Regions from separate parts of the Homo sapiens genome. Here region 1 is linked to region 2. Evidence: chromatin contacts called from ENCODE Hi-C or POLR2A ChIA-PET data. All regions are on one chromosome and are shown on one strand. Each heading gives the region's core, a stretch centred on a gene start or an enhancer-like site at or near the end of the contact. The rest is flanking DNA. Distances are from core to core; before and after follow the strand shown. Region 1 overlaps LINC03088 (long intergenic non-protein coding RNA 3088). Region 2 overlaps MED13L (mediator complex subunit 13L).

Region 1 (3,104 bases), core at 605-3,104, 670 kb after region 2:
TCCACATCATCGTCAACACTTGTTATTTTCCTCTTTTGTTTCCCTGGTTATAGCCATCCTCCCGGGTGCAGTGGCTTGTCGCTGCTTTTGCCGCTGTGGTTCCTTCTGCCCATGTGCTCCTCCTCATCCCTTCATCTCTCAATAGTGCCGTCTCTCCAGGCTCAACTCAGAGCATGCACGTTGGGGGTTTCTACCCCCAATCTCATATCCCAGAGCACGTGTCTCCCCATGTGTGTTCCCAACTTCCTGAGCTTGTGCTTTTTTTTTGGTGAGGGAAGACATGGTCTCACTCTATCACCCAGGCTGGAGTGCAGTGGCATGATCTCGGCTCACTGCAACCTCTGCCTCCTGGGTTCAAGCGATTCTCCTGCCTCAGCCTCCTGAGTAGCCGGGATTACTGATGCATGCCACCAACCATGCCCAGCTCACTTTTTTTGTATTTTTAGTAGAGACAGGGTTTTCACCATGTTGGCCAGGCTGGTCTCATTGAACTCCTGACCTCAAATGATCTGCCTGCCTCGCCTCCCAAAGTGCTGGGATTACAGGCATGAGCCACTGCGCCCAGCCGAGCTTGTGCTTTAGAGAGGGGGAGAGAGAGAGAGAAAGAGAAAGAGAGCGAGATTGGATGGGTGGATAGATAGATAGATAATAGATTGATAAGACTTGATAGATTGATAGATGATAGATAAGATGATTGATAGAAGATAGATACGATGGATAGATGATTGATAGATGATAGATAAGATAGATGATTGATAGATAAGATAGATTGATGAAAGATAAGATAAATAGACTGATAGATGATCGGTAAAATACATAGATTGATTGATTTCGGGAGTACAGGTGCAGTTTTGTTATATGGATATATTGCATACTGGTGAAGTCTGGGGTTTAGTGTAGCCATCACCCGAATAGTGTACATTGTACCCATTAAGTAACTTTTCATCCCTCTCCCTCCCCCTCCCCACCCTTCTGAGTCTCCAATGTCTATTATTCCACTCTCTATGTGCATGTGTTCATATTATTTAGCTCCCACTTATAAGTGAGAACATGCAGTATTTGACTTTGTGTCTGTTATTTCACTTAAAGATAACTGCCTCTAGTTCCATTCACGTTGCTGCAAAGGACATGATTTCATTCTTTTACATGGCTGAGTAGTCTTCGTGTGTGTGTGTGTGTGTGTGTGTGTGTGTGTGTGTGTGAGAGATATTTATCCATTCATGTGTTCTGGATACTTAGCCTCTTTATCTTTGCTATTGTGAATAGTGCTGCGATATGGGTGCAGGTATCTTTTTGATACAATGATTTCTTTTCCTTCGGGTATATACACCAGTTTTGGGGTTGCTGGATCGAATAGTAGGACTATTTTTAGTTCTTTTGAGAAATCTCCCTACTGTTTTCCATAGAGGTTGTACTAATTTACCTTCCACCAGCAGTGTAGAAGTGTTCCCTTTTCTCCACATCCTCGCCAACATCTGTGATTTTTTTGCCTGTTTAATGATGGTCATCCTGACTAGAGTGAGATAGTATCTCACTGTGGTTTCAGTTTGCGTTTCTCTGATGATTAGCGATGTTGAGCATTTTTCACATGTTTCTTGGTAATTTGTGTGTCTCCTTTAACAAGATGTCTGTTCATGTCCTTTGTCCACCTTTTAATGGGGTTATTTGCCCTTTGTTGTTGTTGAGTTGTTCGAGTTCTTTGTAGATTCTGGATATCAGTCCTTTGTCAGATGCACAGTTTGCAAATATGTTCTCCCATTCTGCAGCTTGTCTGTTCACTCTGTTGATTATCACTTTTGCTGTGCAGAAGCTTTTTTAGTGAACTTTTGCTTTTACTGTAACACATGCCACATCCTGTCTTACATGACAGTTGGGTCCCTTGTTCTCATCTCCAGTAACTTTGCTTCCCCTCACTTCAGTGTCCAAGGGCCTGCCTTTCCTGCCAGGCTGTGAGGACCAGGAGCCCACAGCCGTGCCTGCATGCCTGTTTCAAGCTTGCTGTATACCCAACGCACAGCACAACAAATGCCTGTATTTTCTTTTTTTTTCTTTCTTTCTTTTTTTTTTTTTTTTTTTTGAGACAGAGTCTCACTTCGTCGCCCAGGCTGGAGTGCAATGGCGTGACCTCAGCTCAATGCAGCCTCCAAAAAAACAAACGAAAATATTTATAGCTACTTTTAATTACATGTAGATTAAGGGGCAGTTTATGCAGAAATTTCAAGGAAAGGGTGGTAGCATTTGGGTCCTCGGTCTTTGCCACGGAAAGGAGCAGTAACTCCCAGTGTTGCCATGGCAATGGTAAACTGTCAGCGCTCACAGGTGGGCGTGTCTTATGGAGAGGTGCTACTGCCCCATCCCTGTTTTAGCTAGTCCTCAATGTGGTCCAGTGTCCAAGCCCCACCCCTGGAGTTAAGTCCCGTCTCCTGCTTCACTGGTTCTAGGGAGCTCTGGGATAACCTGAGATCTCCCTTGTATCCGCCCAATATTGCCCTTACGTCCTTATGGATGTTGTTTCCAAGAACACACACCCATAAACCTGCACACAAATCTCTGCCTCAGAATCTATTTCCCAAGGGCGCCACCTAGGAAAGAAGGCATAACAAAGTTTGGGGGAAAATATTGTCTTGTCTTCTCCAGTAACCACAGACCAGCAGGCCCGTACATCTCAGCTTCTTCTTAACCTGGGTAACATCAATGCCTGTTCTGTTCCAGATAGGTTCTCATTCTGTTGATTAGATTTAATAGGGAGAATTGGGGGGCCTTCTGGTTTTCTGGCCAGCTTTTCCTATTGATGCCTTCCAAAGTCATTCAACTTCCTGCCTTGAGATGTATCAGTGACTTCCCACTGCTCTGGGGAAAGGCTGCATATGGCCCGGCTTTCTCTGTGTCCTCACCTTATCCACACATGCTTCCTGAGCTACATCTGAAGCTTGTCAATTGCTCATTTCCTCCACCACAGGGCCTTTGTATATGCTGTTTATGGTGCCCACACCCCACCGACCCCACCCCTTATTCACTGAATTAACTCTTGTTTATTCTTCAGATATTAATTCCGTTGTCTTTTCCTTGAGGCGACCTTTTCCCAGAGGCACAACTGCATAGTG
Region 2 (3,012 bases), core at 1-2,500:
AACTGCTAAAAATAAGAAATAAAAAAAATTTGTTTAATAGGAAGGGCTTCTAAAAAGTCCTAGCTTATAGCCAGGCGCACTCTTTGGCACCAAAAATAGTGCTAATTAAATGATCACATCAGTTCACAAAAGAATATTAATAATGGAAGTGACTAAGAAGAAGGCCATCAGCAGAGAATTATCTTTTTCTGGGTCTTGTTTTGTTTTGTTTCGTGAGACAAAGTATCACTGTATCACCCAGGCTGGAGTGCAGTGGCCTGATCTTGACTCACTGTAACCTCTGCCTTCCTCGTTCAAGCAATTCTTGTGCCTCAGCCTCCCAAGTAGCTGGGACTATAGGCACGTGCCACCATGCCCAGCTAATTTTTGTATTTTTGGTAGAAACAGGGTTTCACCATGTTGCCCAGGCTGGTCTCGAACTCCTGGGCTCAAGTGGCCCGCCTGCCTCGTACTCCCCAAGCGCTGGGATGGCAGGTGTGAGCCACTGTGCCTGGACTTTTCTTGGTCTTTATCACTAACTTCTTGATGCTTTATGGTCTGGCTTCACATTAATTAAGTAAACAAAGTCTACATAACTTGTATGTTTCTTCCAACAACTGATTCCCTGAAAAGTCTAAGGAGAGGAATTAAACAGAAAGTGGAAGCAATTAGATAGTTACCACTACTAAAGTTCTATCCCTGCTTTCAAGTATGTATAAAATATTACAAAAAATAAAAATTGTTTGGAGCTGATTACTCAGCTAGTTTGACAAATCCACTACACTTACAGCTGCTCTTTTGGGGAAACTCACAGCTGCTCTTTTGGGGAAACAGTTCCATATTTTTTCCAGACAGATATTAAAATGAAACTTCAAAGTTTCTTTTAAGAAATACTTAGAACAGCGGTTCTGAACTCCTTCTTTAAAAAAAAAGTTTCCTTTAATACACCTGTAGTAAAAAATTATCACTACAGTAGTTCATTAAGGCACTGATTCTTAAAAAGTAGACCTATTGAAAAGTTGTAGTTGTAAAATTTGGCCACTAGGGGGTGGCCTATGCAGCAAATTTTTTAAGTTTGGAGCCACAGGTTTTTAAATCAGTGATTTAATGTCCCAGTTTCCTATCCTATTGCTCTTTCCAACAACTTCAAGATTTAAACAGACCAATAATAACCACTGAATCACTAAGATCTGACTCCTAGCTCCGAATCAGAAATTAACACTGGGCAACTGTACCGTGCTGTGCTCACGGCTACCCAGTCCAGGTGCTGGGGACTTAGATCTGCTGTGGTCAGGTCACTTCCCCCCTTGGGGCCTTGGTTCCTTCATCTAACAGGGAAGGCAGGGCTAGATGGATGACTCTCAATGGGCCTACTTGCTTTGCTTTGTTTGTGAGGGGAGAGGAAAGCTTTCAAACACCTCAGCATATGGAGGCAGAAGAAAAGGTGAGAACTTCTGAATTACATAATCTTTACCGTGTTTCTAAGTGAAACAACTGTATAATCCTAAATCATTTAGCCTCTCTTGGCCTGTGGAGTTATTTGTAAAATAAGGAGAGGGAGAGGCCAATCAGCAGGGTTGTTAATTCCAACATTCATTTCCATTAGCGATGCTCCACTGCTACTTATTTTCTATAATAGGAATCTGTATCTGATTTCATTATACAAAAAAGTACCTGCTGCTTCTAAAAAAAAGAAGAAGAAAAAACTAAAAATCCCAAGTTGATCTTCAAGGCACCTTAAAAATTTATAGAAGTAGAAACATGAGCCAAGCCAAACAAGAAACTGGCAGAAAACTATTTGAGAGGCTACATAACCGATACACTCTGAGGTGGAAAAACAGGACTTAAAATGTAGCAGGAACCAGATCAGTAAGTTTTCTTTAAAACAAAGCCAAGATCTTTAATATAAAGTTAGTCTACACTGGAGGCCGGGTGGGATAGCTCACACCTATAATCCCAGTACTTTAGGAGGCCAAGGCAGGCAGATCATTTGAGGTCAGGAGTTCGAGACCAATCTGGGCAATATGGCGAAATCCTGTCTCTATTAAATAAATACAAAAATTAGCCAGGCATGCTGGCAGGAGGCTGAGGCACAAGAATCTCTTCAACTGAGGTGGCAGAGATTGCAGTGAGCCGAGATCTCGCCACTGCAATCCAGCCTCGGTGAAAGAGAAAGACTCTGTCTCAAAAAAAAAAAAAGTTCATCTACGCTTGAAATAAATCCATCACCTTTAACCTTTAGTCCCTATTCCTCCTCTCAAGCCGAAGAACAGCTACTACAAAACTGTAATATAATTTGAGTTATATTTTAAAACATAATTCTGCTTCATAAAATCTTCAAAGTCACATTGCCATAAATCTTAATAGCCAGTGTAGCTCTTTGTGAAGTACAGAAATTGTATAAATTCTCTTTAAGTTAAAAGGATGAGCTTAAACATAGCCTTTCTTATAAGTATCCTATGACACAAGATTTTGCAAAAAAAAAAAAATAGTTCTATTAAATTTGTTTTTACATTTCCTGTAAGAAACATAATAAAGGCATTTCCACCCACTTAGTGTTAGCTGACTTCTTTGATCTTCCTGAACGCACGCATATATCTCAGTTTTCAAAGCCTCAGCCACCCTGTTAATTTTAGCAAAGGTAAACAGAGAACACACAAAAAAGCAGGGATGAAATTCTACCTCCAAGAGAGTCACTTTATAAAGTGGTCTTTATCATTGTTACTATCAGATATTCTTAAGGAAGACTCAGTCTGTCTCACTTCAATTTCCTAATCCGTAAAATGGGAAAAATATCTACTTCATATTTTTTGTGCATATTGAGATAATGTATGCTCAGAAGTGAACACTTTGCTGCAAACATCTAAACATTCAGCAAATGATGAACTCAGTACAAATTAATTCTCCCTCCCAAACCTGGATTGGAAAAAGATGGAACCACTGTCAAGTTTTGGGACTTTCTGAAAATATATGACCCTAAAGAAATTTTGAGATGACCAAAGGGAATCGGACTCAAAGTGGGTAAAGCAGAAA

What was found. Hi-C counts contacts between places; a loop is a spot of excess contacts on that map. ChIA-PET counts read pairs that join two places held with the same protein, here RNA polymerase II (POLR2A). Pooled maps may share reads with other maps.
Region 1: a pooled map shows a loop between it and region 2 (4-fold over the local background). The contact joins two enhancer-like sites. A Hi-C loop is called at or near these places in 4 of 168 maps with a recorded cell type or tissue (esophagus squamous epithelium, heart right ventricle, ovary and 1 more), 2 of 37 single-sample maps with no recorded cell type and 7 of 50 pooled maps. POLR2A ChIA-PET finds 5 or more read pairs at or near these places in 2 of 52 experiments (PC-3 and T-cell).

Annotation. Positions count from the first base shown.
Region 1 is chr12:116,671,462-116,674,565 of GRCh38, forward strand. The region is part of intron 1 of LINC03088 (long intergenic non-protein coding RNA 3088); the gene reads left to right. Among named protein-coding and RNA genes, the nearest start is that of LINC03088, 11 kb to the left of the region's middle. RefSeq lists an enhancer at 1,483-1,792. Within about 2 kb of position 1,855, at least 2 of the 41 ENCODE cell types and tissues checked have a DNase peak (open chromatin) inside an H3K27ac peak, as active enhancers do.
Region 2 is chr12:115,997,226-116,000,237 of GRCh38, forward strand. It overlaps MED13L (mediator complex subunit 13L), which reads right to left. Exons shown (of 31, transcript NM_015335.5): 15 at 1-5. Among named protein-coding and RNA genes, the nearest start is that of LINC02463, 110 kb to the left of the region's middle. RefSeq lists enhancers at 791-1,292, 1,176-1,225, 1,293-1,792. Within about 2 kb of position 1,251, at least 2 of the 41 ENCODE cell types and tissues checked have a DNase peak (open chromatin) inside an H3K27ac peak, as active enhancers do.